Regions from separate parts of the Homo sapiens genome. Here region 1 is linked to region 2. Evidence: chromatin loops called from intact Hi-C (ENCODE). Cell type or tissue: ascending aorta. All regions are shown on one strand. Links, peaks and the distances in the headings refer to the core of each region. The heading gives the core; the rest is flanking DNA.

Evidence for each region. A loop is a pair of places that touch in the nucleus more often than their neighbours do. Peaks named below come from ENCODE experiments on the same cell type or tissue, not always from the same donor. Only the 100,000 strongest peaks of a DNase experiment are listed, where the experiment ranks them.
Region 1: it touches region 2 in a loop (2.8-fold over the local background); 1 of 110 quality-filtered maps calls a loop at or near these places.

What each region holds. Positions count from the first base shown.
Region 1 is chr19:35,118,983-35,126,645 of GRCh38, forward strand. FXYD3 (FXYD domain containing ion transport regulator 3) reads left to right here. Exons shown (of 9, transcript NM_005971.4): 3 at 381-434; 4 at 2,096-2,128; 5 at 2,240-2,263; 6 at 3,783-3,857; 7 at 3,936-3,972; 8 at 4,289-4,326; 9 at 4,459-5,342. The coding sequence starts at 395. The coding sequence ends at 4,475. LGI4 (leucine rich repeat LGI family member 4) reads right to left here. Exons shown (of 9, transcript NM_139284.3): 8 at 7,288-7,663; 9 at 5,531-6,525. The coding sequence ends at 6,211. It overlaps MIR6887 (microRNA 6887), which reads left to right and starts at 3,718; the gene lies at 3,718-3,782. RefSeq lists enhancers at 3,275-4,164, 4,165-5,052, 5,323-5,412. In ascending aorta, for the core only: no CTCF peak of the experiment used is centred there; DNase peaks (open chromatin) are centred at 4,769 and 5,709; H3K4me3 peaks cover 1,874 bases; H3K27ac peaks cover 2,612 bases.
Region 2 is chr19:35,605,842-35,621,019 of GRCh38, forward strand. It overlaps HAUS5 (HAUS augmin like complex subunit 5), which reads left to right and starts at 6,894. Exons shown (of 19, transcript NM_015302.2): 1 at 6,894-7,051; 2 at 7,889-7,951; 3 at 8,027-8,059; 4 at 8,194-8,218; 5 at 9,201-9,306; 6 at 9,386-9,545; 7 at 11,283-11,352; 8 at 11,446-11,528; 9 at 12,014-12,071; 10 at 12,230-12,354; 11 at 12,561-12,624; 12 at 12,728-12,858; 13 at 13,046-13,208; 14 at 13,583-13,663; 3 more. The coding sequence starts at 6,954. It overlaps HAUS5-DT (HAUS5 divergent transcript), which reads right to left and starts at 6,823. Exons shown (of 2, transcript NR_186318.1): 1 at 6,777-6,823; 2 at 2,548-2,962. It also overlaps the pseudogene TRUND-NNN10-1. RefSeq lists enhancers at 6,628-7,183, 6,772-7,031. In ascending aorta, for the core only: a CTCF peak has its summit at 6,946; a DNase peak (open chromatin) is centred at 6,890; H3K4me3 peaks cover 1,389 bases; H3K27ac peaks cover 555 bases.

The DNA.
Region 1 (7,663 bases), core at 2,627-7,626, 490 kb before region 2:
AGCCAGGCCTGGCTTAAATCCTACTTCCTGGCTAGAGCACCTAGTTTCACCTCTCAGAGCCTCAGTCTCCCCATCTGTCCAGTGAGGACAACAGCGGGCAGTGGCGCCCTTGTTTGGTTGCGGGGCGATTCCCAGAAAGCCTGAAGTCCATGTCCAGTGAGTTATTATGGCTCCTCCCGCCTCAGGCCCGAGTTTCACCCAGTCCCCACTCCACGGTGCAGCTGCGGCTTATCTCTCAGCCCAGCGAGATGCCAGCCTTCCTGTCCCGGGTGAGCTGCGCACCCTGCCTGGGGAGCAGGGGAGGAGGGTTGGGGAGCCACAGGCACAGGGCCAGCCTCCCGGTGGCTCTGCTAAGGCCAGACCTCCCGCCACCCCTCTAGGCCAGCGCTCTGACATGCAGAAGGTGACCCTGGGCCTGCTTGTGTTCCTGGCAGGTGAGTACCCATCCCCCGTCTGCCTTTTCCTCTGGATCCCCTGGATGCGGGGATCCAACCTCTGTCTCTCTCCTGTGCTTTTCTACCTCCCCGGGAAGGTGGTAAATGTTAGAACAGCATCTCCCTGAGGGTAAGAAAAGTCAGACTAGTGATAGCCGGGGATACACGAGAAGAGCTGGCTCACACAGCTGGAAAGTCACCGTCTTCCCCATTCTCTCGATCTCTTCTTTTTTTTTGGCTTTTTTTGTTTTTGTTTTTGTTTTTGTTTTTGTTTTTGAAAGGGAGTCTCTGTTGCTCAGGCTGGAGTGCAATGGCGCAATCACAGTTCACTACAGCCTTGAACTCCTGGGGTCAAGCGATCCTACTCTCTTAGCCTCCTACACAGCTAGAATGCCAGGCACACGCCACCATGCCCAGTGCATTTTTGATTTTTTGCAGAGACGAGGTCTCACTGTGTTGCCCAAGCTGGTCTCAAACTCCTGGCTGAGTTTGATCCTCCCACCTCAGCCTTCCAAAGTGCTGGGATTACAGGCATGAGCCACACTGCACTGGCCTTGATTGACTATTAAACAGAAATAACGGAAGCTAGAGAAGATGATGAAATGACACCTTCAAAGCACTGAAAGAAGATAACTGCCCTGCCAGTTCTCTAAAAACTTCAAGTAGAAGGCTCAGCTCAGTGCGACTGCATCTTTAACTTCCAAACACTTTTCCCTTTTTTCTTTTCTTTTTTTTTTTTCGGAGACAGAGTCTCGCTCTGTTGCCCAGGCTGGAGTGCAGTGGCATGATCTCGGCTCACTGCAACCTCCACCTCCCAGGTTCAAGCGACTCTCCTGCCTCAGCCTCCCAAGTAGCTGGCATTACAGGCGTGTGCTGCCATGCCTGGCTAACTTTTGTATTTTTAGAAGAGACAAGGTTTCACCATATTGGCCAGGCTGGTCTCGAACTCCTGACCTCAAGTGATCCTCCTGCCTCGGCCTTCCAAAGTTTTGGGATTACAGGCCTAAGCCACTGTGCCCAGCCCGCTTTTTACTTTTTCACTGCAGCCTTGACCTCCCAGGCTCAAGAGATCCTTCCACGTCAGCCTCCCAAAGCTCTGGGATTACAGGCACACTTTTTGTCCATTACATAGGGCAAGACCAGTATTCCCTGCAGGGTAGTGATCTAAAATTACATTTTCAATAAAGTCTATTTAAGTGTATAATAGTGAGTCATTTTCAATGATGTGCAAACACCAGACCAGGTGGGTGTGGACATGGTGGAAGCGGGAGGATGGGCTTTGAGCATGATTGGACTTGGGGAAACAGGAATCTGGGAACTGAAACCATCTGTCGTCTTGACCAGAAAAGTCCCCCGCTGCTGCAGGAGGCATGGATTAACCACGTGTCTGGAAACATGAGACCAAATAGTGGCTAAAAACCTCCTAGATTAGAACCCATTTCAGGTGGCAGAATGCTGGCGTGACTCGGAGGTGTGGGGCTGAGTGGGCGAGTCCACATTTCCTCGTTGGGATATGAGGGGATGAGGTGGCTGCTCAGTGACAGGACCCCTGTCCCGCAGGAGACCCTTTCCCAAGGCCCCTGAAACTCCCCAGGCCCTGCCCAAAGGCTTGGCTGAGGCCGGCATCACCATCTCCCCTCCTTCCCCTCTTCTCCCACTAGGCTTTCCTGTCCTGGACGCCAATGACCTAGAAGGTGAGTCAGACTGGACTCTCACCCGTCACACCCCCAAATTCTCCCCTGGGTGGGGAAGGCCTGCATCCTGGCTGTAATCCTGGATTCATGATCTTTTTTCTTTCCTTGCAGATAAAAACAGTCCTTTCTACTATGGTGAGAGCCCGTGCCCCCTTTCCCCTCCCCACAACCCCACATACTGCTTGGTGCCAAGGGTTCCCATACAGGGTTGGGGCCTGACGTGAGCATCACAGGACAAAGATACGAAGGGACTAGGATGGGGTTACTGAATATGCCACACAGTGGATTAAAGGAACTAGAGGCAGCAACCTGGCCTTTGGGAAGGTTCTATTCCAGCAAGATAGACACACGCAGGAGGTGAGGACAGTTTGCAAGAAGCCATTGGTTGGTTCAGATCAACTGCTGGGAGAAGTGTTGACTTGAGAAAACTTCCTGGAGGTGGTGAGCTATTGGATCAAAACCCTCATCTGGCCTCCAGGTTCCAATGACCTGCTCCCTACTCCCCGCTCTGCCCTCACCTCTCCACGCTCCTCATTCCTTCTGCTCCAAGCCTCTCAGACACAGCAGACATACTGCCAGCCTCAGACCTCTGCACCTGCTGGTTCCTCTGCCTGGAACACTTCCTTCCACAGAACCACATGGCTCCCTCCCTTCCCTCTGCTCAAATGCAGCCCCCTGAGAGGCCTTCCCTGACAACTCCCTCTAAAAGAGCTGCCATCTGACTTTTTTTTTGTTTTAGAGACAGCGTCTCACACTGTTGCCCAAGCTGGAGTGCTGTGGTGTAATCATAGCTCACTGCAGCCTCAAACTCCTGGTCTCAAGCGATCCTCCTGCCTCAGCCTCCTGAATAGCTGGGACTGCAGGCATACACCACCATGCCTGGCTAATTTTTGTATACTTTGTAGAGATGGGTTCTCACTATGTTGCTCAAGCTGGTCTAGAACTCCTGAACTCCTGAAGTCCCAAAGCACTGGGATTATATTAGGTTGGTTCAAAAGTAATTGTGGTTTTTGCAACTGCTTTTAATGGCAAAAATGCAATTTTTTTTTTTTGAGGCAGAATTTTGCTCTTTCACCCAGAGTGTGACTGGCTGGAGTGCAATGGTGCAATCTTGGCTCACTGCAACCTCTGCCTCCCGGGTTCAAATGATTCTCCAGCCTCAGCCTGCTGAGTAGCTGGGATTACAGGCGCCTACCACCATGCCTGGCTAATTTTTGTATTTTTAGTAAAGACGGGGTTTCACCATGTTGGCCAGGCTGGTCTGGAACTCCTGACCTCAGGTGATCCGCCCACCTTGGCCTCCCAAAGTGCTGGGATATCAGGCGTGAGCCACCATGTCTAGCCAAAAACGCAATCACTTTTGCTCCAACCTAATAGGTGTCAGCCACTATGCCCAGCCCGCCCTCTGACTTTCCATCTCCCACCCCACTTATTTTTCTTCAAACCACTTATCTCTGCCTGACCCTGCACGACAGATCGTGTTTGCTGGTGTGTGAACCAGAATGTGAGCACCTGGGATTTTGTCTGTTTTCTTATGGCGGTGTCCCCAGCACCCTGTGCATCCTAGGTGCTCCATATATATTTGTCAAGAGAATGGGGGGACAGATGGAGAGGACACAGGCTGGCACTGAGGTCCCCTCCACTTTCCTCCTAGACTGGCACAGCCTCCAGGTTGGCGGGCTCATCTGCGCTGGGGTTCTGTGCGCCATGGGCATCATCATCGTCATGAGTGAGTGGAGGAGCTCGGGGGAGCAGGCGGGCCGGGGCTGGGGCTCCCCTCCCCTGACCACTCAGCTCTCCCCAACAGGTGCAAAATGCAAATGCAAGTTTGGCCAGAAGTCCGGGTAAGATACTGTTCCGGCATGCCCGCCTCAGGCTGACTGGACGCTTTTCAGGGTGAAAGGGCTAACTCTCCCAGCAGGAGAGGCCTCGGGGCTCTGCCCTTTAGAGTTCCTGCCGCTAAGATTTCCAGGTTTATTGTTTCTAGCTGGTAATCCCCAGGGGGCCCCAAATCCTGAAATGCTTTGGCCCCTGGGATTGCACAACCCCCCAAATGGAAAGGCAGCCAGGAAGACATGTCTGGGCAGGCTAAGAACCCTCTATCCGGAGGGAGAGGGCAAATGGGGGCGGACACCAATCTCACCACTTTTGTCTCCTTAGTCACCATCCAGGGGAGACTCCACCTCTCATCACCCCAGGTAAGATGGGGCAGCATGGGGCTCAGGGGAACACGGAAGTGGTGTGTGTGTGTGTGTGTATGTGTGTGTTTGCACACTGGAAAGAAAAGAACTCAATCCACCCTCACAAACGGACCCCATCACTTCCCGCAGGCTCAGCCCAAAGCTGATGAGGACAGACCAGCTGAAATTGGGTGGAGGACCGTTCTCTGTCCCCAGGTCCTGTCTCTGCACAGAAACTTGAACTCCAGGATGGAATTCTTCCTCCTCTGCTGGGACTCCTTTGCATGGCAGGGCCTCATCTCACCTCTCGCAAGAGGGTCTCTTTGTTCAATTTTTTTTAATCTAAAATGATTGTGCCTCTGCCCAAGCAGCCTGGAGACTTCCTATGTGTGCATTGGGGTGGGGCTTGGGGCACCATGAGAAGGTTGGCGTGCCCTGGAGGCTGACACAGAGGCTGGCACTGAGCCTGCTTGTTGGGAAAAGCCCACAGGCCTGTTCCCTTGTGGCTTGGGACATGGCACAGGCCCGCCCTCTGCCTCCTCAGCCATGGGAACCTCATATGCAATTTGGGATTTACTAGTAGCCAAAAGGAATGAAAGAGAGCTCTAACCAGATGGAACACTGGAACATTCCAGTGGACCCTGGACCATTCCAGGAAAACTGGGACATAGGATCGTCCCGCTATGATGGAAGTGTTCAGACAGTTTATAATAGTAAGCCCCTGTGACCCTCTCACTTACCCCGAGACCTCACTTTATTACAAGATCTTTCCAAATACCCAAATGTCCCTGCAAGCCCGTTAAATAATTCCCTATGCTACCCTTAATAACATACAATGACCACATAGTGTGAGAACTTCCAACAAGCCTCAAAGTCCCTTGAGACTCCCCAATACCTAATAAGGCATGCGAAATGTTCTCATGAACTACCCCACAACACGCCTAAAACTCAAAACACCCAAAAATATCTCCTCCAATGTCCTGAAACATGAACCCAAAAAGAGACCCACAATAAACTCGTGACTTGTCCCCTCATCATGCCGTTTTATCCCTCAAACATCCCCTGAGTCCCTCCATAACCACGAACCCACACTCAGAGACCATGAACTGCGGAAACGCCTCCCTGGGACCTGGGCCGCTCCGAGCACTGCTCCAGGGACACCATCCCCGCCCTGTGCCGTTCACAGGACATCCTCTCCCAAGGATCCACAACACTGGGCGGGGAGGGTGCACAGCGCATTTATTGAGCTCGGACTCGTCTTGTCCTTGCCTCCGTCGCCCATCTAGAAGGGCACCAGGCTCCCCGCGACACCTCCCGCTGTCCCTCCCTGTGCCCCGGCGCACGCGCAAGAGGCGCAAAAGGCACAGCTTGCTGGGCGGCCGCACGCATGCGCACAAGCAGCAGAGGGGAACCCGCCCAGTGCTGAGTTGTCTTCGAGGTTGGCGCTCCTCCAGGAAAGCGATTGGCTGCGTGGAGTTTAGAATGGGAAAGGAATGCCATCAACCCCTCGGTGCTTTCAGAGGGACCAGCGGGGTAGGAGCGGGTTGAGAGGGGGGCTCCGGGACCTCATGGAGCTCTGCACGTGACCTCCACCTCGACTCCATGCAGTGCACCAGCCTGCACCCCCCAGGTTGCCTTTGATGGGGAATCTGCCCCAGCCGAGATGTCCAGATGTTGCTTTAGACCTGAAGGGCAGCTCGGGAGGTCCAGTAGGCTGGGACCCTCTATGTCCCCCCATGGGTGCAGATCCTTTAAGAAGTGGGCTTAAGGCCTAGACGTGTGGCTGATGAACGTGGCCCACGGTCAGCAGCTCACAGGCGGGCCATCACCCCAAGTAGGGCCAGGAGCCAGCCAAGGGGCCGTCCAGGGGCCCCAGCCATGCCCAGAGTCCCGTTGGTGGTCTCAGGCACTGAGGTCGATCTCGTGATGCTGGTAGATCTGTGTGGGGCCCTTAAAGCAAGCAGCAAAGAGGAAGCGTCTGCCGGCCATAGTGATGTGGGCAAAGGCACGGGGGGCCACCAGGGCCGGAGGCCCCAGCTCCTGCAGTGGCTCCAGGAGCCCCTTGTCAGGCTCAAGGCGGAGGACCTGGCTGAAGGCGAAGTCGCTGCCTAGGATGGCCAGCTGGTCCCTGGCGATGAGCAGTGGCTGGAAGACGTGGGCACCGCGCGAGGGAAGTTGCTGCAGCAGACGAAACATGGAGCCGTCCCAGCGCATGACCTGTGGGGGTGTGGCCAGTGAGGGCCTGGGGTCCCGGGGGTCTCTGGGGGCCGTGGAACAGCTTGGAAGCAGAAGCCTGTCGGTCCCAAAACTCCCATAGCTTTCTTATCTTCATAAAAGTCACCACCCACCTGTTCGGCCACACACATGCAGTTGTTCTGAGCCCTTCCCTTGCCCTCACGCCCCACACAGAAGCACTCAGCCATGGACTCTGTCAGTTTCACCTTCTACAGTTGTACATTTCTCCCACCACCTCTGGCTGAACTCCATCCCCTCCTGACTGGACCATCCTGGCAGCCTCTTCCCTGGCCTCTAGGCTCCTCTCCCTGCTCCCCCAGTCTGTTCCCCACCCAGAGACCTTGTGAACACCTGAGTCAGATCAGGGCCCTTCCAGACTCAGAACCCTCCCCTGCCTGCACCTCACTCCAGAAACAGTGGGCAGTGCTTAACCCTAGCATCAGCCTTGGGGGCTCAGTGTCAGGGTGGGGACAGGTGTGGCTGTGGTGAAGTCTGGAATGCATCCGAGTCACAGAGCCAGCATTTGGGGGTAGAATCAGGATGTTGGGGCCAGCATCAGTGTCGGGGACTGGGGAGTGGTTCGGAGTCAGCCAGCCTTGAGGGGGTCAGAGTCTTGGCATCAGTGTGGGGTGGGGTCCTGGTTCAAAGGTCGGCATGTGAGGGTAGGTCAGAGTTTAGAGGCTTAGTGTGCAAGATTGGGTCAGTGCTGAAAAGCCAGCCCCCCGCCCCCAGGCCCAGCCTCACCATGGAGTCCCCAATGTAGCGTGTGAGGCACAGGAACACGTCCCCACCAGCCTGGAAGTGGCGTGTGGCATAGACATCCTCGGCCTCGGGGATGTCTGTGCGTCTCTCGAAGCGGCCACCGGTCCAGTGGAAGAGCACGGGCCGCTGGGAAGCCGAGGCCAGCAGCAGGTGGGGCCGGCCGTCCAGCTCCAGGGCCTCAGCGTCCGTGTCCCGGTGCCAGGCGTGCAGGCTCTGGTGCGGGTAAAAGCCGGGCCCGTCGCGGCACAGCAGCGTGGTGCTGCCCGCCTTGGAGGCATCGGCCACCACGAAGCAGGGTTGCCCTTCCAGCCACAGGAGCTCGGCGTCATTGGGCCGCAGCAGCCGCCGCGGGGCCAGG
Region 2 (15,178 bases), core at 4,623-9,622:
CTTATCCTTCCCTTACTGGAGGTGCCTGCTCTCAGCTTCTACCGGAGGCTACACTTCTCGGCCTGTGAGATGGCCCGGCTGCAGGCTGCAACTCTTTATGAGAAATAAAGCTCTCCTTTCCAAATTTGTAAACCTGTATTAGTCTGTTCTCACGCTGCTGAAAAGAACTGCCCAAGACTGGGTAATTTATAAAGGAAAGAGGTTTAATTGACTCACAGTTCCGCAGGGTTGGGGAGGCCTCAGGGAACTTAAAATCATGGTGGAAAAGAAAGCAAAAACGTCCTTCCTCAGATGGCAGCAGGAAGGAGAAGTGCCAAGCAAAGAGGGAAAAGCCCCTTATAAAACCATCAGATCTCGTGAGAACTCACTATCTCAAGAACAGCAGCATGGGGGTAACCACCCCCATGATTCGATTACCTCCCACTAGGTCCCTCCCACAACACATGGGGATTTGGGGAACTACAATTCAAGATGAGATTTGGGTGGGGACAGCCAAACCATATCAAAACCTCATGATTCTTCAGTTGACATCTAATCTGAGCTACCATGGTCTATCAAAAAACCACAGCTCTTGAGGGGATCTCAATGGCTGTTAACAAACTGGTTAGAGTTCTGGTCAGGTTCTGATTGTAGAGAGCCTCTGTAACAGATATGGATTGCCTCCTTCCCCCCACCCTCCTTGTTATTTTTATTTCATTTTATTAAATTTTTTTTTGAGACAGGGTCACACTATGTCACCCAGACTGGAATGCAGTGGCACAATCTCAGCTCACTGCAACTTCTGGCTCCCAGGTTCAAGTGATTCTCATGCCTCAGCCTCCTGAGTAGCTAGGACTACAGGTGCATGCCACCATGCCCAGCAAATTTTTATATTTTTTGTAGAGACAGGGTTTTGCCATGCTGCCCAGACTGGTCTCAAACTCCTGAGCTCAACCAATCTGTCTGCCTTGGCCTCCCAAAGTGCTGGGATTATAGGCGTGAGCCACTGTTCCCAGCCATGATTTTTATTTAACAAATACTCATTATTTAACAAATACTTTCTGAGCACCTACTGTGTCCCAGGCATTGTCTTGGGAACGAGGAACACAACGGAGCAAGAGAAGTAAGGCCAACTTCTTCTCTGATGGAGCTTACATTCTAGTGGGAAAGAAAACTATAAACAAGTATACCCAAAAATAAACAAGATAATTACAGGGAATGGTAAATGCTATAGAGAAAAATAAAACAGAATAAGAAGCTAAAGTGGTGCCAGGACTGGTCCAGCAACTATTATGGTGTTGGGAGCAAGCCCCCCAAAATATGGCCATAAACTGACCCCAAGACTGGCCACAAACAAAATCTCCACAGCACTGTGACATGTTCATAATGGCCCTAACGCCCAAGCTGGAAGGTTGTGGGTTTACGGGAATGAGGGCAAGGAACACCTGGCCCGCCCAGAGTGGAAAACCACTTAAAGGCATTCTTAAGCCACAAACAATAGCATGAGCGATGTGTGTCTTAAGGACGTGTTCCTGCTGCAGTTAACTAGCCCAACCTATTCCTTTAATTCGGCCCATCCCTTCGTTTCCCATAAGGGATACTTTTAATTTAATATCTATAGAAACAATGCTAATGACTGGTTTGCTGTTACTAAATATGTGGGTAAATCTCTGTTCGGGGCTCTCAGCTCTGAAGGCTGTGAGACCCCTGATTTCCCACTTCACACCTCTATATTTCTGTGTGTGTGTGTTTAATTCCTCTAGCACCAGTGGGTTAGGGTCTCCCCAACCGAGCTGGTGTCTGCAATGGTGTGCCACCAGATAAGTACGGAAATTGCCAGCAAGTGTTTAGAAACACAGCAATTTGACATATCCATGACATCCAAGTATAGGATCAATGGATTTTCTTGTTGAACAGGGTAGAGACCAAAAGGATTGGTCCATGACAGGTTGGAAACATCAAACAAATGATCCTTCTCCATAGTTACAAGTAGTTTGAGATACACTGAGCTAGTGGGCAATGATGTCTACAAGGTATATTATTTAGAGTCATGCTAGCTGCTATAACAAATAAACCCCACCATTTCAGTAGCTCACAAAATAAAAGTTCTTTTTTTTTTTTTTTTTGAGACGGAGTTTCACTTTTGTTGCCCAGGCTGGAGTGCAATGGCACGATCTCAGCTCACAACAACCTCTGCCCCCTGGGTTCAAGCGATTCTCCTGCCCCAGCCTCCCAAGTAGCTGAGATTACAGGCATGCACCACCACACCCGGCTGATTTTTTTGTATTTTTAGTAGAGACGGGGTTTCTCCATGTTGGTCAGGCTAGTCTCAAACTCCTAACCTCAGGTGATCCACCTGCCTCAGCCTCCCAAAGTGCTGGGATTACAGGCATGAGCCATCACGCCCAGCCAGAAGCTCATTTCTTACTGTTCCTTTGAGCACATTCCAGCATCAGGGTCTTTCCACTTGCTGTTCCCACTTTGGGAACTCCATTTTCACAGTTTTCAAGTAGCTCTCACACTTTGGCTCTCACGTCTCAGCTCAAAGAACATCTTAGAAAGGCCTTCTGTGGCAGAGCCAGCAGGATGTTTATTGACTGCCTAGACCAGGACTACATTTCCCAGAGGCCCTTGCAGCTAGTTGAAGCCATAAGACAAGTTATGTTCAATGGACTGAGAGCAGAAGTGATGTATGTCACTTTAGGGTGAAGACTTTCAAGAAGCAGGTGCGAGTTCCTTATTCTCTCTTCTGCCTGGATTCAAAAGACTCTGAGCCCATAGAAGATGGTTGAATCACCTTATGGAAGAAGCCTGGATCCCTGAATTACTATGTGGATCAGGAGAAATGTCTGATGGGATGTTCTATGAGTAAGAAATGAGAAGACTCTTCTCAAACGTGGAAGGAGCTGCTGAAACCAAAATCACAAGTCCTAGAGAAGCTTCTTATTATCTCTCAGATGGTGGATGGGTTCCAAAAAGCATCCTGAAATTATCCAGAAAAACAGAAAAGAGATTTCAGATAAAGCAAAGGGAGAGAGATGCTGACAGAAGAAGACCAAGAGGCCACAGGGGCTCTGCTCCTTCAGGATCTAAGAAAGCAGGAAGGCACCAGTACCTCCCACCAAGGCCAACAGAACAGATACCATGAGAAAGGAACCAAGAAAAGGACAAATGGTGACATGTCTCCAAAACAAGGAGACATTGAGCATAAGAAGCAGAAAGTGAGGCCAGGTGCAGTGGCTCACACCTGTAATCCCAGCACTTTGGGAGGCTGAGGCAAGTGGATCACTTGAGGTCAGGAGTTTGAGACCAGCCTGGCCAACATGGTGAAACCCCGTCTCTACTAAAAATACAAAAATTAGCCGGGTATGATGGTGCATGCCTGTAATCCTAGCTACTTGGGAGGCTGAGGCAGAGAATTGCTTGAACCCAAGAGGTAGAGGTTGCAGTGAGCCGAGATTGTGCCACTGCACTCCAGCCTGGGCGACAGAGGGAGACTCTGTCACAAAAAAAATAAATAAATAAAAGCAGAAAGTGGCCAGGTATAATGGCTCATGCCTGTAATCTCAGTGCTTTGGGAGGCCAAGGTGAGAGGACTGCTTGAGGCCAGGAGTTTGAGACCAGCCTGGGCCACATAGCGAGACCCCGTCTCTACAAAAAATTAAAACTGAAAAAAATCTAGCTGGGAGAATTGGCTCAAGTCCCAGCTACTAAGGAGGCTGAGGCAGGAGGATCACTTAAGCCCAGGAGTTCCAGCATGTGATGAGCCGTGATCGGGCCATGGCTCCAGCCTGGGCAACAGAGTGAGGTCCCATCTCACAAACAAACAAACAAACAAACGAGAAAGCCCAGGTAGCAATGAGAATGAGACTTGCCCAGACAGGCACCCCGGGTGACTGCTCCTGGGGGTGCAGGCCATCCATTGTCCTTTGGTGGTGTCTCAGTCCAAAGGCAATTGTGACCAAATCACAGGGACAGATCAAGTCTTCTCAAAGCAGAGACTGGTGAAACTTTCCAAATCATGGCGGTAGGGCACGCCTTGCATGTTACTGAGAACTTCCTCCTCTCTCTTGACTTTGCAGTCTGAGACCCGGTCATATCTACATGTGTGTTTGGGGCAGGATGGGCAGAGACATAGCAGGAAAGGAAGTCACAGGGGTGTGTCCTACCCCAGCCAGGAAGCAGGCAGCAGGGACCGCTGTGGGGCATGCCTGGAGGTTCTTCACCATCTGCTGAGCACCAGCATAACAATGGGACATTGGGACTGTCCACCTGCACTGTGCTGTTACCACTAACCAGACAACTGGCTTTCGTGGGATTCACCCTGGGTCCCTGGGGCAGAAAGCACCCTAAGTGCTCAGGGCCTTCCTCTGAAGGGGTCACTTTTTCCTTCATTGTCTTGGGTGATGTAACAAGCTGTGCCAGACTGGAGGAAGTGAGACCAGGTGCCTGCAGTGAGCTACTGAGACGCAGGTGACAGTCACAGCAGTTGCATTATCAGGGAGTTTCCTATGGTCATCTGAACTTCGAGGGAGGTTTTCTGGGGCCGGGCATTCCTTCCTCATTCCCATTTACCTAAATTGGCCCATCCTTGTCTGGTAGGTCAGCACCCAGCAGAGGCTTCTCCCCATGCACAGCACTGTGAGGTTCAGGCACCTGGGCACAGTAACCACAGTGATTCCTGGAAGCTGGTGGGCATGCTATCCTGGGGCCATCTGAACTGGGAAAAGCTGTGTGAGTTCTTGGGGGCCAGCTTGTAGCCTTTTTGGCTGGGGCCAGGTTGAAGGTCTTCCTGGGAACCAGAGTCAAGAGCGGCCACTTACATTAAGCGGATAAAGCCCACGACTTTCTTGAGCTGCTTGACAGCTGTACCAAAAAGGCACAAACCCATTGAGGATATTATGAAACATGAATACAGATGATTATTTTATTTTGGTTTGGTTTTGTTTTGGCTTTGAGACAGGGTCACCCAGGCTGGAGTGCAGTGGTGCCATCATAGCTCACTGAAGCCTCAACCTCCCAGGCTCAACTGATCCTCCTGTTTCAACCCCCCAAGTAGATGGGACTACAAGCGTGCACCACCACGCCTGGCTAATTTTTTTTAATTTTTAATAGAGACAAGGTTTTGCTGTGGTGCCCAGGTGGGTCTCAAATTCCTAGCCTCAAACATTCCTCCCACCTCAACCGCCCGAAGTGCTGGGATTACAGGCATGAGCCACCACGCCCAGCCATTGCCTTATAATTTTTTACTGATGTCAGATATTGTTAATTTTACAGTGTTGGATGCTGGATTTTTTTTAATCTCTATAAATATTCTTGAATTTTGTTCTGGAATGCAGCTAAATAATAGCTTGATCCTTTCGGGCCTTGCTTTTAAGCATGGTTGGTTAGTCAGCATCAGAGAAGTATTTCATCTAGGGCAGGGGCAGGGGTCTCCAAACCCCAAGCCGTGAACCAATACAAGTCCATGGCCTGTTAGAAACCAGGCTGCACAGCAGGAGGTGAGTGGCGTATGGGTGAGCATCACTGCCTGAGCTCCACCTCCTGCCAGATCAGGAGCGGCATTAGATTCTTACAGGAGCGCAAACCCTATTGTGAACTGTGCATACGAAGGATCTAGATTGCGCACTCCTTATGAGAATCTAATGCTTAGGCGGGGCATGGTGGCTCACACCTGTAATGCTAGCACTTTGGGAGGCTGAGATGGGCTGATCACTTAAGGTCAGGAGTTCAAGACCAGCCTGGCCAACATGGTGAAACCCCGTCTCTACTAAAAATACAAAAATTAGCTGGGCATGGTAGCGGGCGCCTGTAATCCCAGCTACTCAGGAGGCTGAGGCAGTAGAATCGCTTGAACCCCGGAGGCAAAGATTGCGCTGAGCCGAGATCGGGCCACTGCACTCCAGCCTGGGTGAAAGAGGGAGACTTCACCTCAAAAAAAAAAACAGGGAAGAAAAAAAAAAAGAGAGAGAGAGACAGAGAATATAATGCCTCACGACCTGAAGTGGAACAGTTTCATCCCGAAACCATCCACTGCTCCCACCCTCCATCCCCCAGACTGTGGAAAAATTGTCTTCCATGAAACCAGTCCCTGATGCTCAAAAGGTTGGGGACTGCTGGTCTAGCGCAGACCTCTCACACCTGCTGTGTCCCAAATTGACCCACCCCTGCTGCTTATTTTTACCACCCCTACCTGGTGGTGCGTCTGTCTCCCCACTCAACTGTGAGCTCCGTACAATAGGGACCAGGGCTGTTGTGGTCACCATGGTGTCCCCAGCATCACCCAGCACAGGGTCAGCTCCCTGAGTTTATGGAATGGTAAGCACGAATGAATGGGAAAACGCATGCCAGGGAAATGTTAGGGTCATGCTCTCTGCCCCTACCCTCCACTCAGACATGAGACACCTGTTTCTGAAATCAAAGAGCAGTAAGTCCAGGATCTCATTGCCTGGTTCCAGTCCTCCTAGGACGCAAGTCCCATTTTGTCAAGAAAATAAAGGGGGTGAGCGTGGTGGCTCACGCCTGTAATCCCAACATTTTGGGAGGCCGAGGCGGGAGGATCGCTTGAGCCCAGGAGTTCAAGAGCCCAGAAGCTGAGACTAGCCTGGGCAACAAGTGAGATCCCATCTCTATTAAAATAAAAGTGTTTAGTTAAAAGAAGAAAAAGAAAATAAATGGAAGCATCAAGGACTGTTTTGCCTCTTTCGGGTTAGCTGGTAGTGAGCGGGAGAACGAGGGAAGGCGGGCGGGGCTGCAGTCTCTCCACGCCCTTTTCATTTCCACTCAAGGAGACCTACCTGGGAAGAGTGAGCGCTGCAAGACCCAGCCTGACCGCGCTAAGATTACTATGCAGCGCCCGAGCCCGCTGTCTGCCCGGCAACCGATGACGTCACTGTTGGCGCGCCCGTGACGTCAGAGGCGGGCGCCACACTTGAAGAGGCTGAGGGAGGCGGTGTCGCCGCCGCGGCGCTGTCATGGAGCTAGCGCAGGAAGCGCGGGAACTGGGTTGCTGGGCGGTCGAAGAGATGGGGGTGCCCGTGGCGGCCCGGGCCCCGGAATCGACGCTGCGCAGGTGAGGACCGCTCCTGGAGTGAGGACACCCCACCCTGGAGATTGAGTCTCCGGGAGTGAGAACTCCACCCCTCATTGAGGACTCGACTCCCCCCAATTCCCCATCGAGAGTGACCCGACTTACTGAGGGCTCCCTACCCTGGGAGGCTCCCCAGAGTGAGGTCCCTAGCACTGGTGAGGATCCTCCACGAGTTAGCTAAGACCTCGCTCCTTATGGAAATAGGATCTCCAGAGTGAGGCTGTCCCCGCAGCACCTCCCCTCCCTCCCTTAACCTAACCAAGAAGGACACTCAGGAGTTAGCCGTGGCCACCCCATCGGGGATTGAAGCTGTAGGAGTGATGCCCCACGTCTGGTCATGAGATGGCACTTCCTGGCAGTACATCCCCCACCTCCACCTCTGGATGTGACTGGGATAACCCACTCCCAGGAGAAAGGGAGCACCCGCCTCTCCCGCGCTCCCCCACCACCCGCCTTCCCAGGGAATGAGAATAACACCACACTTAGTGCAAACATCCAGTCCCTACAAAAAAAATGTTTTACCAATTAGCCGGGTGTAGTGGTGCCTGCCTGTAGTCCTAGCTACTCTGGAGGCTGAGGTGGGAGGATCGCATGAGCCCAGGAGGTTGAGGCTGCAAGGAGCTATGATCGTACCACTGCGACAGAGCGAGACTGTCTCTTAAAAAAAAAAAAAAAAAAAAGGCAAAAAAAAGTTTGGGCCTTCCCTCCTCAAGAAGTGAGAACTCCCTAGTAAAAACTCCCTACCACCATCACCCTAGGAATGAGGATCCCACACCCTGTGTGCTGCCCCAGGCATATGCTTACACACTGTCCCCACAGGCTGTGTCTGGGCCAGGGGGCTGACATCTGGGCCTACATCTTGCAGCATGTGCACAGTCAGAGGTAAGCTGGGCTAGAGCAGGGGAGGGGGCACAGGTGAGGCCCATAGTAACTCCTCTTTCTGCCTCTGCACTGTAGGACTGTCAAGAAGATCCGGGGAAACCTACTCTGGTAACTGCTTCTTAAAGCTATCCCCTCCTGTCTTCCCCACTCCCATTTAGCCCTGTCCCCACCACAGCATCACACCTATTGCCCTCCCCCCTAGAAGCCCCACTCATCCGCTGACTCTGGCCTCGTTTTCCTAGGTATGGCCACCAGGACAGTCCACAGGTGAGAAGCATATGCTACAAGATTCTCTTTCATCCGAAAAATGACTTGTAGATCTTCTGCTCTAAGCCCAACCAGGTGCTGGGTGATGCTGGGGACAATGGGTCACAAGACAGCCTTGATCTCCATCCTCATAGGGCTTAAAGTCCAGTGGAAACAGCATTAGCTCAGCCAGGTGCAGTGGCTCACACCTGTAATCCCAGCACTTTGGGAGGCTCACCTGAGGCCTCATCTCAGGTGATGAGATCACCTGAGGGCTCCAGGAAGCGATCAGTACTGGGACAAAGATGTGGTTTGGGAGGCGGATCACCTGAGGTCAGGAGTTCGAGACCAGCCTGGCCAACACGGTGAAGCCCTGTCTCTAATAAAAATAAAAAATTAGCCAGGCGTGGTGGCACACGCCTGTAATCCTAGCTACTTGGGAGGCTGAGGCAGGAGAATCGCTTGAACCTGGGAGGCAGAGGTTGCAGTGAGCTGAGATCGCACTACTGCACTCCAGCCTGGGCAATAGAGCGAGACTCTATCTCAAAAAAAGAAAAAATAAATAAAGAGCATTAATTAGCTGGGCGCAGAGAGGTGGGACCTGGATATGTGGCATCAAAGCTGGTGAGAAGAGATGATGGGACAGGTATGGGAGAGATGCTGAGGCCAGTGTGGGACCCAATGGGTGCAAGGGGCTCATATGACACCTAAGGGGAGGCTTCCAGGAGGCCTTGGGACTTCTAGGTGCAGGGCTCCGGGAAGAGATCAGTACTGGGACAAAGATGTGGTTGTCACCAGCACAGACAGGAAACAGGCTGGAAGTGTGGGTAAGACAATCCTAGGAGGAAGGAGGGAGGGAGCCAATACCCTAATGCTTCTGTGTCAGACACAGAAACTGCTGAGCAAAAACCCTCTGCCACCAGTTGAGGAGCCTGGTACCCCCAAAAGACAGGCCAGGCTGAGCCCCGATCAGACCATCTGACCCTGAATCTGATCCTCCCAGGTCCGTCGGAAGTTAGAGCTGGAAGCTGCTGTGACCCGCCTGCGGGCAGAAATCCAGGAACTCGACCAGAGCCTGGAGCTGATGGAGCGAGACACTGAGGCTCAGGGTGAGCCATGGGGCCAGAAGATGGGCACCAGAATGTGGGGCGGGAAAGGTGCTGATGGCCACCCCTGTTCCTCCCACAGACACGGCCATGGAGCAGGCACGTCAGCACACTCAAGACACCCAGCGTCGAGCTCTCCTCCTCCGGGCCCAAGCTGGGGCCATGCGAAGACAGCAGCATACGCTCCGAGATCCCATGCAGCGGCTGCAGAATCAACTGAGGCGCCTGCAGGACATGGAGAGGTGGGCCTCAGGGACCCACCCTCACCAGGCTGGGTGGCCAGACATTCTCTTAGAGACCTCAGGGCTCTGCCCTGATCCCTTCTTGGGTTCCAGAATTCTGGAACCATTAGGATGGAATGTCCATGAGGCCAGGAGGTTTTGTCATCTCAGTCACCTGTATTTTCAGTGCCTAGAATGATACCACCTGTATACCTAGAACACCAGCCCTGGGGAAACAGCCACAAACAGAGAACATGTCCCTGCCCTCCTGGAGCTTATGCTGTGACACAGAGAAGACAGATAGTAAAGTAGGAACCAAACAGACCCTATCATTTCTGGTAGAGATGAGTGCTGTGAAGAAAAGCCTATCATAGAAGGGAGAGGGAGATGCTGCCCTAGCGAGGGTGGTCAGCGAAGGCCTCTGAGGAGGGGACATTGAGTTGGAAGAGGAATTTCTGTGGAGAAGGAATAGCAAGAGCAGAGGTGGTGTGCTCAGCATGCAGGAAGAGCAGCCCGGAGGCCAATGTCAGCTCAAGTTTCTCAGGCAAGACCGAGAACCTGAGGAGGTGAGGTCGAAGGAGTGGACAGAGAACTGTGGATGATGTGTTGCGATTTTACCCTGACACTGGTTCATGCCCTGGCTTGGCCACTTAAAATTGGGTGACCTAAGGCTGGGCATGGTGGCTCACACCTGTAATCCCAGCACTTTGGGAGGCCGAGGCAGGCGGATTACTTGAGGTCAGGAGTTCGAAACCAGCCTGGCCAACATAGTGAAACCCCGTCCCTACTAAAAAATACAAAAATTAGTCGAGTGTGGTGGCACGTGCCTGTAGTCCCAGCTACTCAGGAAGCTGAGGCAGGAGAATCACTTGAACCCAGGAAAAGGAGGTTGCAGTGAGCCTGGATTGCACCACTGCACTCCAGCCTGGGTGACAAGAGCAAAACTCTGTTTAAAAAAAAAAAAATTGGGTGACCTTGGGCAAGGTATTTAACTTCTTTCTATGTGCCTCAGATTCTAAGATCTGTGGAATGGGGATAATATTAATACCAAGCTTATAGGGTAGGCATGATCGTTAGGTGGAATAAATCATGTGAAGTGCTTAGAGAAGTGCCTGTTAACCATTGTTATTCTGGGTTTGGTTTTTTTGTTTTGTTTTGTTTTGTTTTTTTGAGACAGAGTCTGGCTCTGTTGCCCAGGCTGGAGTGCAGTGGCATGATCTTGGCTCACTGCAACCTCTGCCTCTGGGGTTCAAGCGATTCTCCTGCCTCAGCCTCCCCAGTAGCTGGGATTATAGGCGCATGCCACTGTGCTCGACTAATTTTTGTATTTTTAGTAGAGACGGGGTTTCACCATGTTGTCCAGGCTGGCCTTGAACTCCTGACCTCAAGTGATCCACCTACCTCAGCCTCCCAAAGCGCTGGGGTACAGGCATGAGCCACCACGCTGGGCCCATTGTTATTCTGAATGCGCTGGGGAAACATCACATTATTTTGGACAGATCTGAGCAGGGACATGATCTTCCTACAGTTTTAACAGAATCACTGACTTCTGGGTGGCAAACAGTCTCGTGGAGCAAAAGCAGTGGGGAGGCTAATGCAATATTCCAGCTGGGAGGTGACAGTGGCCTAATCTGGAGATGGCTCCCGAGATCTAGGCTTAGTGATTCCTCTGACCGGCCTTGCTGGCAGTGAGAGGAGATGGGGCACAGACATCTGTTCTCCCAGGGACCCCAGCCCCAGCTGCACTTCTCCCTCCAGGAAAGCCAAAGTAGATGTGACCTTTGGATCCCTCACGTCGGCAGCTCTGGGCCTGGAGCCCGTGGTCCTGGTAAGAGTCCTGGTCATGGGAGAAGGGGCAGGGAGCCTGGAGTCAGGCAGATGCTAGGGTCCCCCTCAGGTCCCTTCCTCCTCTTCTCCCTAGCGTGATGTCCGAACAGCCTGCACCCTCCGGGCCCAGTTCCTGCAGAACCTCCTGCTTCCCCAGGCCAAGAGGGGCAGCCTCCCGTGAGTGTCCCTAGCCCCCAGAGACCCTGTAAAGACCCTGGGTTTTAAGTGGGGGTCTCTTATTTATTAATTCCTCAGACACTGAGCTTCTGGGCTACGTTCTGTAGAAGGGGACTTCCAGGCTGGGAATAGAAGGAGACAGTCTCTCATCACAAACAGTGACAGCCAGGTGGTCAGGGCTGTTGCGGGAGTGAGGAGGCCTGAGAGGCTCTGGGCACCCAGAGGCAGTGCCTTTCCCAGCTAAGAAGGCAGGGAGGGGAGAGGTTCTCTGGTGAGGAGGCTTAGCTGGGGTGAAGGGTCCAGAGAGTGTCCCAGATGAACAACCCATGTAAAGGCCCCAAAGCCAGCAGGTTGGTATAATTGGGGAACTCAAGTCTAACAGGCATAGGGAAGATGACAGCCCCTACCTTATAGGGTGGTGGTGATAACTAGAGGATAATTGACGTGTCTTGTAACGTTCTCTGTCCGCTTACCCAACCCCACAGAACCCCTCATGATGACCACTTTGGCACTTCGTACCAGCAGTGGCTGAGCTCAGTGGAGGTGAGAGGGCAGGGCTCTCAGGAAAGCCACACCCTCCCGCTCCTTGATCAAAACTTAGGGTGCCAGGACCTAACTCTTGATGACAGCCCTATTCCCATGGGGTCTCAGCTCACAGCCCTGCCCCGATCCTGCCCTGACTTCACCCTCCCTCCCCCTAGACGCTGCTGACAAACCACCCCCCAGGCCACGTCCTGGCTGCCTTGGAGCACCTGGCTGCAGAGCGGGAGGCAGAGATTCGGTCCCTGTGCAGTGGGGATGGGCTTGGCGACACAGAGATATCCAGGTGTGGGGCAGGGTATTCTCACAGTTGGGGAAGGCCATGTGAGTGGGTGAGCTGGGACAGCCTCAGGACCCCTGGCCCAGCCACCTGCTGATGGGGTAGAACTGAAACCCACTGCCTGGTGGGGTGGCAGGACTGATACTGTCCACCCTCGAGTACCAAGGCAAGGCCGCAGCACGGCTCCCTCAGCAGCTCTTCCCCCACCCCAGACCCCAGGCCCCGGACCAGTCAGACTCCAGCCAGACCCTGCCGTCCATGGTTCATCTCATCCAGGTGACCCCAGGGCTCGCCTCCCCACCACATTCCAAGACTTCCTTAATCCCCTCACCCATGGATCATGCCCTGGGTGTACCCTGATTCTGTACCCCGCTTGCAGGAGGGCTGGCGGACTGTGGGTGTGCTGGTCTCCCAGCGGAGCACCCTCCTGAAGGAGCGGCAAGTCTTGACCCAGCGCCTCCAGGGCCTGGTGGAGGAGGTGGAGAGACGCGTCCTGGGATCCAGTGAGAGGTGGGGGGCTCTCCGAGAAGAGGTCTCTAGGCCATCTCGCTTCTGAGTGTCTCAGCCCATTGGACTTTTTCAGCCTCTGTGGCTCCTATCTCTGCCTCCTCTCCCTGCAGTGTCTCTCCCTGGTTTATGGTCCCTTGTGTGGCTCAGTCACCCTTCTCTCCTTTGCTCTCCTCCACTTGCCCTGCAGGCAGGTGCTGATACTGGGGCTTCGGCGCTGTTGCCTGTGGACGGAGCTCAAGGCCCTGCACGATCAGAGCCAGGAGCTGCAGGATGCAGCTGGGCATCGGCAGCTCCTGCTGAGGGAGCTACAGGCCAAACAGCAGCGGATCCTGCACTGGCGCCAGCTGGTGGTGAGAGGCTAGGCCCAGGGCCTTGTGGAGGGCCAGAGGGGAGGCTTGAAAACTATGGCTAAGAACTGGGCCTGAGCCCTGTGTGGTAGCACATGCCTGTGGTTCCAGCACTTTGGGAGGCTGAGGTGGGAGGATCTGAGCCCAGGAGTTCAAGGCTGAAGTGAGGTATGATCACACCACTGCACTCCAGCCTGGGTGACAGAGCAAGATGCTATCACTTAAAAAAAAAGAATGCTGTCACTTAAAAATTAAGAACTGGGCCTCCTAGGCAAGAGCCCAGGTGAGACTCCCAGGCAGAAGCAGGACCTAAGCAGAGAGGCACACTGAGGCTGGGAGCTGGGAGGAGTGGGTCTCAGGGTATCCTGGTTCCTCAGGAGGAGACCCAGGAACAGGTCCGCCTGCTCATCAAGGGAAACTCGGCCAGCAAGACCCGCCTGTGCCGGAGCCCGGGGGAGGTGAGATGGGAGTTGGGGTGAGGTCTGGGTAGGGCTGGATCTGCCAGGATGGGGCTGGGTGGACTTGTGATGTTGTGATGCCCCACCCACCCCTCCCCTTCCCCACAGGTGCTAGCTCTGGTCCAGCGAAAGGTGGTCCCTACATTTGAGGCAGTGGCACCACAGAGCCGGGAGCTGCTGCGCTGTCTGGAGGAGGAAGTCCGGCATTTGCCCCACATTCTGTTGGGCACGCTGCTGCGGCACAGGCCGGGAGAGTGAGACTGGGGCTGCCCCACCCCTGCCCTGCATCCCCTGCCATGGGTGACTGTCACTCCCTGAACCTCCTCAAAAAAGATAACCCCAGACCCCCAGTGTTCCCAGGCTGCCAGACCTCACCCTTGGGTCAGCAGCCCTGGTCTTGGCATCCTAGTCCCCAGACCCACCTTGAAGTTCCTGGGCCCCCAGAGCCTCCAGAACCCAAGGCCTCCTCTCAGTCCCCACCCAACCCAGACTTCTCCCCGCCCGTAGGTTGAAGCCCCTGCCCACGGTCCTCCCATCCATCCACCAGCTGCACCCCGCGTCCCCAAGGGGCTCCAGCTTCATAGCGCTGAGCCACAAGCTGGGGCTGCCTCCAGGGAAGGTGAGTGCCCGTCTCCTGTGACTTGTCTCCCCAGCCCCGCCCCAGGTGACCGTCCTTCCCTCCTCCTCCAGGCCTCGGAGCTGCTCCTGCCGGCGGCTGCCTCTCTTCGCCAGGACCTTCTGCTCCTGCAGGACCAGCGGAGCCTCTGGTGCTGGGATCTACTCCACATGAAGACCAGCCTGCCGCCAGGCCTTCCCACCCAGGGTAGGTCTGCCCTGCCACCCCATCCAGCCTCCCCGCCCATTCCCACTACCAGCAGCCTCCACGAGTCCTTACCAGCAACCCCGTTGTTTACGCAGTGCCCATTGTGTGCTAAGGGCTTTAAACATTCTCCCTTGTTTCATCTGCACGGCAGTCCCATAAGGTAAGTGCTGCTGTTCTCTCCATTCTACAGAGAAGGGAACTGAGACGCAGAGGTTAGTAGGTTGCCCAAATGGCAAAGCTGGAATTTGAATCCAGGTGGTCTGAAATGGGTCTGTGCTCCCAACCACTAAGCTACACTGCCGTCGACTTTCCACGTGTTCATTCATCACCGTCACATAGTATACCTCAGCAGTTCAAAGCCTGGGAATCCTCTCTGCCGTCTCTTCCTAGCTGTGTGGCCTCCCCGTGCCTTAGCTTCCTCCTCAGTGGAGTAAGCATGAAGCAATATCTTACCGAGGTGCTGGGCAGATTGAGGCAGGGGACCCACACAGGGCACTGAACACTGCCTGCTATGCAGTAAGCACCCTGTGTCTCCAATGTGATTAGCATCATTGTCTGTGTACACACACAGTCTCTTGGAGTCATGACGATGAGGAAAGGGACTTTTAAGAACCCCAGTTTACAGATGAGGAAACTGAAGGTTAGAGAAGTCATTCATTCCTGGATTCACTCACCAAATACTGGGTGTCTAC